Linked DNA regions of Homo sapiens: region 1 is linked to region 2. A link is a contact called in ENCODE Hi-C or POLR2A ChIA-PET data. All regions are on one chromosome and are shown on one strand. The core of a region is the stretch at or near the end of the contact, and the rest is flanking DNA. Distances in the headings are between cores, read along the strand shown. Region 1 holds the start of TOX4 (TOX high mobility group box family member 4). Region 2 holds the start of CCNB1IP1 (cyclin B1 interacting protein 1).

Region 1 (4,689 bases), core at 1,842-4,341, 1.1 Mb before region 2:
TCACAAAAACAAAAACAAAGGACAGATTCAAACCTGGAAAGTTTCTTTCTTTTTTATTATAATATTACTTGTTAATACTTTAAATTTACTTTTCTTCACTATACACCATGATTCTTCATGGGAAGTTTCTTGATGTGAAAAGGAACCACTTCTGTCCTGGCATGGTGGCTCACACCTACAATACTAGTACTTTGGGAGGCCAAGGTGGGAGGATCGCTTGAGCCTAGGAATTTGAGACCAGCCTGGACAACATGGTGAGATCCTGTCTCTATTAAAAACAAAAGCAAAAGCAAAAAGGAACCACTTTTTTAAATGTGGCTACCTCTTGATTGTTCAACTTCATAAATGGGGTAGAGAATTAAGAACAGTGGGTAAACTTGAAAGCTACTTGTATTTAATTTTAAAATGCACTTTCTCATGAACGAGGCCAACGTAAAATTTATAACACTCTAAATAACAAAATTTAAACTGTGGAGACCTGATTGAGGAGAAATTGGGAATTTCATGCAGGTAAGTCCAATGTGAGATTTGCAACACTCAAATAATGAAATTTAAAAATGAAGATCTCACTTAGAAGAAAATGGCAACTAAGAGTGCAAAGCACCAAGCAGATTTTAGCTGTTTTTGTTTGTTTGTTTGAGATGGAGTCTCACTCGTTCACCTAGGCTGGAGTACAATGGCGCAATCTCGGCTCACTGCAACCTCTGCCTCCCAGGTTCAAGCGATTCTCCTGCCTCAGCCTCCTGAGTATCTGGGATTACAGGCGCGCACCACCACACCCGGCTAATTTTTGTATTTTTAGTAGAGATGGGGTTTCACATGTTGGTCAGGCTGGTCTCGAACTCCTGACCTCGTGATCCGCCCTCCTTGGCCTCCCAAAGTGCTGGGATTACAGGCATGAGCCACCGCACCCCGCCTCACCTGTTTTTTTAAAATTAATTATTATTATCTTTTATAGAGACAGAGTTTGATCACGTTGCCCAAGCTGGTCTAGAACTCTTGGGCTCATGCAATTCTCCTGCCTCAGCCTCCCAAACAGTTGGGATTACTGGCACGAGCTACTGTGCTGGGCCCAGATTTAGGTTTTATATCATTTCAAAGTTTGCTGCATACTAGATTCACACTTATCCTGCTTATGAGAATAATAAATAAAAGCAACAAAAAAGTTAAACTGGCACTGGGCACATTGGCTCATGCCTGTAATCCTAGCACTTTAGGAGGCTGAGGCGGGCAGATCACTTGAGGCCAGGAGTTAAAGAGCCTGGGTAACAGGGTGAAACCCCGTCTCTACAAAAATTCAAAAAAAAAAAAAAAATTAGCTGGGTGTGGTGGCGCACACCTGTATTCCCAGCTACTTGGGAGGTTGAGGCAGGAGAATCACTTGAGCCCAGGAGGTGGAGGCTGCAGTGAGCCAAGATCGTGCTACTGCACTCCAGCCTGGGCTACAGGGAGACTGTCTCAAAAAAAAAAAGAAAGAAAAAAAAAGTTAAACTAGCAACTGGCCCTTGTCAACCCCATTTTCATCCATGAAAACGTTAGGATTATAGGATAAGCCCATGCAACAGCCACTGACAATTCTTGGTAAAAAAAACTGATGCAAATGGTCCACACCACTTTTGAAAATAAATATAAAAGTCCTCAAAAAATGGCAGATGGTTCAAGACTTCAGTTTCTCAAAGACAGAAATTTTTGTCTGTTCCACCATTCTCTTTTGCCTCTCCCAAACAAGTGATACATATCTATATTATGACAATATTTCAACCAAACTTTTTTAACGAACACTTCAGGGTTTCATCATAACCTTTACTTCTACTTTAAAACAGCATAAGAAACTATAATTACAGCTGTTTGACAGCTGGGGAAACTGTGACATACAAAGATGAAGTAATGTGCCCAACGTCTGAGTCACTGGCAAATTGAAACACATGTCCTACTCAACTCTTTTATATTCTCTAGCAGCTATTTCCTTTCCTCCTGACATTAGCAAAACAAGCTGACACCATGTAGGTAAAGGTAACCACAAATTTTTTATCAAAGTAGGAAATTTAGGCCGGGCGCAATGGCTCAGGCCTGTAATCCCAGCACTCCGGGAGGCCGAGGTGGGTGGATCACCTGAGGTCAGGAGTTCGAAACCAGCCTGGCCAATATGGTGAAACTGCCATCTCTACTAAATATACAAAAATTAGCCGAGCGTGGTGGCGCACGCCTGTAATCCCAGCTACTCGGGAGGCTGAGGCAGGAGAATCGCTTGAACCCAGGAGACAGAGGTTGCAGTGAGCCGAGATCGCACCACTGCACTTCAACCTGGGCGATAAAGCGAGACTCTGTCTCAAAACAAAAGAAAACCAATAAGCTCCTCCCCTCAACCCCAATTTCTTCAGCTGCTGAAACATTTTCTTTCCACTGCGATCCCCTAAGATTACTGTAGCTATTTCTCCCCAGAGAAAGGAGACAATTCCACTCTGTCTTCTAATCCAGAATCCCTTTTCTCTTTAAACAGGTTATCTCTTTCCAATACCTTGCTTTCTGATGACAGCAACTTCCCAAGACTTCCCCAGATAGTCCCCACAGGCTCTAGAAGCAACCGCCACTTTTCTCTAAACACCAATTGCGGCCCTTGGTTCCCAGCCCCCGTCCCCGGAGTCCGTGCTCTCCTCCCCACTACCCTACCCCACCGCTGCCTCAGGCCCTACCCCCGCGGCGTCGGCAGCTCTGGCTCACCTCGGCCCCTGACAGGAAGGGGTGCGAAGGCCCTGTGATCGTCAGGTAATTGTCATTTCCTCCGGGAAACTGGAAACCAAAAGAAAGTCGCGGGGATAAGTTAGGGGGAGCAGGGAGTCAGCTTGGAGCGATGGCTTTTGACCCTGACATTCTGACAACACTCCCCAAACCCCGCTCTCTCTCCTCTCCCGTCAGTCGCCTCTCCGCCCGGCTTCCCGTCCCTGCTTCAACCCGGTCGGCCGCGTTCTCTCGCCAGCCTTCTTAGCTATCAGGTTCCTACCTCCATCTTCACACAACCGCTCCCACCGTCTCAGACCCTCATCGCTCCCACCGCCCCCACTGGACTCGGAACTGCCGTCACTTCCGCAAGGACGTGTGTTCTCTCTGCTGATTGGAAGGAGCGCCGTGGGGCTGCAGAGAGTCAGGCGCTGGGCTATCGCCCCCTGGAGTTTGGAGGGATAAGGGCATGTAGAAGTGCTAGAAGCGTCCCTGGAGGTGGCGTAGGGTACTCCCGACCTAAGGATGATTCCGGGGAGTGCAATAGAGACGTGATCTGGGCTAGAGGAGCCGGAGGGGCGGGGGAGCGGGGGGAAGGGGGAGAAGAAGAAGATCGGTAGATTGAGTGGCTAGAGAGGTCGGAGGTAAGTGGCTATAGAAGTCGGGCGGACCCGGAACCCAGAGGACGCGACACCATGACTTATGCTTATCTCTTCAAGTATATCATCATCGGAGACACAGGTAACCCTCAGGTGGTTCGCCTTCAAGGCTCGGGCGGGCATTCGAAGCTCCCAAATTGGGTGGCGGGGGCGGGGCTCACTTTGTGGGCTGGGCGATTCGAGACGGGCGGGGCGGTTCGGGGCGGCCGGGGGCGGGGCTCGGGAGCCCCCCTTCTCTGGTCCGGGAAGTCCATACTCTGGAAGGTGTTCCAGGGCTGCGTGATTCCGGGAGTGTGCTTTCTCTTTCAGGTGTGGGGAAGTCATGTCTCCTCCTGCAGTTTACAGATAAGCGGTTCCAGCCTGTCCACGACCTCACAATAGGTAAGTGCATCTACTTGTTCCAGAACAGATGATAAAACCTGACTAGCTAAATTGCTAAAGTGGAAAGTTAGCAGCCTTCAGTGTTCGAAGTAAAAAGTTACCCCTCACTACTTTAAACTAGTCCAAACTTATGTTAATGAAGTGACCAATGAAACGTTGATATGTGGGGAGTAGTGTAAGGGAGAGTATATAATTGAAAGGTAACTTTTTAGAGTGTGAGGTATAGACTCGTCATATAATTTTTTTTCAAATACAATTTGTATGTTTATGGAAAATCCCACGAAAGCATAACTGCTTATTTATGAACTCATCTGTGCTTTGAGGTAAATTAATACCAGCCTTACTTTTAAAAAGTAAACACCAATACATGGACATTTTTTATATTGGTGAAGAAGCAAATTGAGGAGTCATCCCTGCCTTAGAATTAATAGGCAAATAAAACTAAAAACTTTCCTTTTAAATGAAAGAGTGTGTTAACAGTTCCTCAAACGCACTGGCGATCCTGGAAAATATTAACCTTTCCCACACGTTTGTGATAAGGCATGGCCTGAAGAGGCTTTTAACTACCCCCTCTTCGTTATCTCCGTAACCCCAGTCCAAATAAACAACATATATGAAACTAGCTTTCTTGCCATGCAAATGCAGTTTCTAAATAAACCCCTACATCCCCATTCTTACCATATTGCTACTTCCAAGTCCCACCTGTATGGAAACCTGAAGCTACCACTGTTCCTAACGGATTTATTTAGAGTCAAATAATTGATGGGGTTAGAAAAGGATTTGGCAGTATCAACTAAAAGGTATTTTAAAGGGAATATTGAGCGAATTCTCACTTTGCGATAGGGGCTAATGATACAATGCTTAACAAGGCAACAATGCTTAATTGTGCCTCTGGCAATTATTGGAAATGTAAAATGTATTGTTAAAAAAA
Region 2 (4,471 bases), core at 1,940-4,439:
ACCTCTACCTTCTGGGCTCATGCTCTCTTCCCGACTCAGCCTACCTTAGTAGCTGGGACTATAGAGGCATCACCACTCTTGGCAATTTTTTATTTTTATTGTTTGTAGAGACAGTTGTTTTACCATGCTGCCCAGGCTGCCCTCAAACTCTTGGGCTCAAGCGCTCCTTCTGCCTCCACCTACCAAGTATTGGGACTACAGATGTGACCTACCACACCTGGCCCCAGGAATCTATCGACTTTTAAACAATTTCAAAGTTATTTTACAGAGCACAAAATTTTGATGTTACCAGCTGAAGAGAATTTCATCATGGATTATTATAAGTATTAAAGCCTGGAATACAGAATATCATAAAGAAATGTTAGATATTTAATGGGAATTTGAAAAGAATATTGTACTTTCTAAGGTTTTCTGAAATCACACAATATAGGAAGCAGTGCAATGTGGTGGTTGAGTTTGGGCTGTCAAGTTGGATGGCTGCTGTCTCAGTTTGTTTTCTGTTGCTTATAACAGAATACCTGAAACTGGGTCACTTATTTATTAGTTTGTTTTTTAATTAATTTATTTTTTGGATACAAAGTCTTGCTCTGTCTCCCAGGCTGGAGTATAGCGGTACTCCAAACCTACACCTCATTAGTTCAAGCGATTCTCCTGCCTCGGCCTCCCAAGTAGCTGGGATTACAGGTGTGCACCACCATGCCTGGCTAATTTTTTGTATTTTTAGTAGAGATGGGGTTTCGACATGTTGGCCAGGCTGGTCTCGAACTCCTGGCTTCAAGAGATCCACCTGCTTCGGCCTCCCAAAGTGCTAGGATTACAGGTCTAAGCCATCACACCAAGCCTGGTTTATTTATTTATTTAGTTAGTTTTTGAGACAGGGCCTCACTCTGTCACTCAGGCTGGACTGCAGTGGCACAATCTTGGTTCACTGCAACCTCCGCCTCCCGGGTTCAAGTGATCGATCCTCCCACCTCAGCTTCCTGAGTAGCTGGGACTACAAGCCCATACCACCATGCTCAGCTAATTTTTGTATTTTTAGTAGAGACGAGGTTTTGCCATGTTGGCTAGGCTGTGGGGTAATTTATTTTAAAAAAGAAATTTATTTTTTGCAGTTATGGATGCTGTGAAGTCCAAGGTTAAGGACTGCCTCTGGGTTGCATCTGAACTCCTTCTTGCTGGAGGGGACTCGCTGTGATGTTCCAAGGCGTGGCAGGAAATCACATGGCCAGGATGCTGAGACTGCTAACATGCTATCCTTAAGTCTCTTTGCCTTTTCTTTAAAGCCACTAGTTCCCCTCCCATGATAACCTATTAATCCATGAATAGATTAATTTATTTATGAGGGCAGAACCCTCATGATCCAGTCACCTCTTGAAGGCCCCACTTCTAATGAGGATTAAGTTTCAGCCACTTTAGGGATTAAGTTTCAACATGAATTTTGTAAAAGGTGAAAGATTTATGCGATATGAAGAGAAACTAGAGTGACAACATGAATTTTGAAGGGGACAGTCAAACCATAGCAACTGGGATCTGAATCCTGACTTTACCACTTGCTAAATAGACAAATTCCTTAATCTCTATAACTCTGTTTCCTTTTTTTTTTTTTTTTTTTTGGTGAAATAGTTATAATGAAAGTGCTTACATTCTTGGGTTAATGTGAAGATTAAACAAGGTAATGAATATTACATTTCTTGAATATTTATAGTAAACATTCAAGAAATGTTTTGACTCTAGAAGTTACAATAAATCAATTATGAAATAACAAATTAGCATTTGATGCTAAATGTTGGGAAATTTGGGGCAGGTAAACTCTAAAGTGGATTGGAATAGGTAATTTCTAGTAAGGTGGAAGCAGGGTGGATAGGATGAAATGATTAAAAAATGAGAACTACTATGAGTTAGAGTTGTATCATTTCTCCATATAACTTGAATCTTTATACTTCAAACATTTGCACATTACATGTATATTTGTACATATAACACATACTTGTATATATATTCCCTATTACTATAATAGTATTTATTAAGAATAATGATGAATATTGTGCCGGGGAGTCCTCTAATTATGGCTTAAAAAGAAATCTTTCAGCTTGGGCAACATGGCGAAACCCCATCTCTACAAAAAAATACAAAAATTAGCTGGGTGTGATGGTGCACGCCTGTAGTCCCAGCTACTTACTGAGGCAGGAGATCGCTTGAACCTGGGAGGTCAAGGCTACAGTGAGTCGAGATTTCACCACTGCACTCCAGCCTGGGACACGAAGTGAGACCCTGTTTCAAAAAAAAAAAAAATTTAACAGAGTAAGAACCTATACTTTAACTGGAGGGCGATGTGAGGAGTCAAAATAATTGATTAATCAATTATGTCCTCAGCATTGAAAGTCATTGTTTTTGTCTGGAGATGTGTAAAACGTACACTTTGATCTCCAGTTGTTTATAGTCTACTTGGGAATATAAATCTAACAAGAAATATGTAATAACAATAATAACAGCTAACATTGTTGAGTACTGTGTACCGGGCATTGTACTGAGTACATTATATAAATTATTTTACTTAATCCTCATAACCATCAGAGTAGGAAGATTTCATCTTTTTTCCCTCTTTTTATAGTTGGAACTGAGGCTTAGATGTGTGCAAATAAGTGGCAAGGTTCAGATTCAAAATCAGCTAAATTTTATTTGAAGCCTAAAACACTTAACCCACCTACCTTTTATCTACTAAGCCTGTTAGTTCAAAGATTACCTGAAGGTAAATTTTATCAGGCCAGCTTTGGATCTGGGGGGAAAAAATGAAGGTAAATTTTAACTTGAATCGATCTAGACTGTTTATAATGGAATCTGTTGCCTAGCATAAGTTAAGCATGTTGAGGTCACAAAGGATAAGAAATTACCCTTAAGGGATGAAAATTCTTTAGAATAGAATGCAGTAGGCCCACGCAAACAACAACGTGTATAAATAGCTTAAATTAGCCTGTTTTTGCCTAAGTACATTAACTCAAAAGGAAACTCGGTTTAAGAAGTTCACTCCAAAAATAGTGCAAGAAGCATCACTGGTCCATAAAGAGGGGTGGAGTGGGTTACGTCATTTCAGCACCTTTTAAGGTAAAGGAGGAGGGAATCCTCTTGAACTCATTAGCCAATCAGGTTCTGAAGACACTTCCCAAGGCGACTTCCTGTCTCTCCACTTTCTTTCCCTCTCCGTTTTGGTGGGCTGGTGAGTGTGCGCTTAATTTTGCTCTCTAATTGTTTTGAATTTCTCTTCCATTTGAGTTATATACCCAGGTGGCAGGCCTTTATTTCAAGTCGGCATAGGAGTGTGTGTGAGTCGCAAGGAGATTAATTTCGGCTGTGTGGAGGTTGGGAGAAGGCAGTGAAATGCTCTTCCTGGCTTGTTTCCACGTGGGCCTCTGCAGTACTGGGTTTGCCTTCCGTCTCCGAGTCCTGGTGACCCAGGAACAATAGACTGTGCTTCATGTGCACAGTGCGTGTGTTCTTGGAAAACGCCGGCTTCATTTTGCTTGGCGGGAAAGATATTATCATCCTAATGCTGTTTTGATTTATATCTCCCTGGGTGAGGTCAGATTTCGGGAGAAGGCGTTCAGCTCAGTAGAGTTTAATTCTCCGGTGAGTGTCTAGAGGGCCCAGGTCCTTACTGGGTTTGTGGAAGCTGCAGCGTACCTTGTCTTTCTCCTGGCCTTCGCTCAGATCATTTCGGCTTTCTTGGTGAACCTGGGCAGCAAACTCTGAAGACAGATAAGCCTTAAAAGGAGCTCCTAATTTTTAATGTTGCCACTGTGGTGATTGTGTCCTTAAAAGCTATGGAAAAAGATTAGGGACCTTAGTTCAGGGCAAGCCTCTAGATTTAAATTCCAGCGCCACAGTTTACAGCTCTGGTGACCTTGGGAGAAGCAGTGAGCCATTCCGAGGCTTAGCTTTCCAAGATCAGATAAAATATATAAAAACTAGGCTCTAGTTGGTGTGTAATAAATGTTAGGTACCTTTAGAAGTAAGCAGTACTTATTTATTTACAGCAAGTATTTTGGATATCTGTTTTCTCATAAAAAGTTTGCTTAGTGACCTTCAATGTCATTTCACTGAATTCCTTTCTTTTGGTACATGTTAATTTTAATGTGATGTTTGTGTTGGATATTCTTATAGGCAGAAAGTGTGAGAAAGACAAATAATAAACCAGTTAATCGAATGTAGTAATAGGTATTTGTAGGCCTCCCATAATTTTTATAATTCTCAAGCATTGTTAAAATTTATTTTTTGGGGCATGGCGGCGCATGCCTGTAATCCCAGCTACTCGGGAGGCTGAGGCAGGAGAATCGCTTGAACCCGGGAGGTGGAGGTTGCGGTGAGCCGAGATCGCGCCATTGCACTCCAGCCTGGGCAACAAGAGCGAAACTCTGTCTCAAAAAAAAAAAAAAAAAAAAAAAAATATATATATATATATATATATGTATACACA

The links. A loop is a pair of places that touch in the nucleus more often than their neighbours do. ChIA-PET counts read pairs that join two places held with the same protein, here RNA polymerase II (POLR2A). Pooled maps may share reads with other maps.
Region 1: a pooled map shows a loop between it and region 2 (9-fold over the local background). The contact joins the promoter of TOX4 here to the promoter of CCNB1IP1 in region 2. A Hi-C loop is called at or near these places in 1 of 168 maps with a recorded cell type or tissue (ascending aorta), 2 of 37 single-sample maps with no recorded cell type and 13 of 50 pooled maps. POLR2A ChIA-PET finds 5 or more read pairs at or near these places in 1 of 52 experiments (GM10248).

Annotation. Positions count from the first base shown.
Region 1 is chr14:21,475,597-21,480,285 of GRCh38, reverse strand. TOX4 (TOX high mobility group box family member 4) reads right to left here and starts at 3,091. Exons shown (of 9, transcript NM_014828.4): 1 at 3,002-3,091; 2 at 2,722-2,790. The coding sequence starts at 3,007. RAB2B (RAB2B, member RAS oncogene family) reads left to right here and starts at 3,327. Exons shown (of 8, transcript NM_032846.4): 1 at 3,327-3,459; 2 at 3,687-3,758. The coding sequence starts at 3,414. RefSeq lists enhancers at 3,141-3,210, 3,791-3,910.
Region 2 is chr14:20,331,997-20,336,467 of GRCh38, reverse strand. It overlaps CCNB1IP1 (cyclin B1 interacting protein 1), which reads left to right and starts at 3,189. Exons shown (of 7, transcript NM_021178.5): 1 at 3,189-3,214. RefSeq lists an enhancer at 3,110-3,419.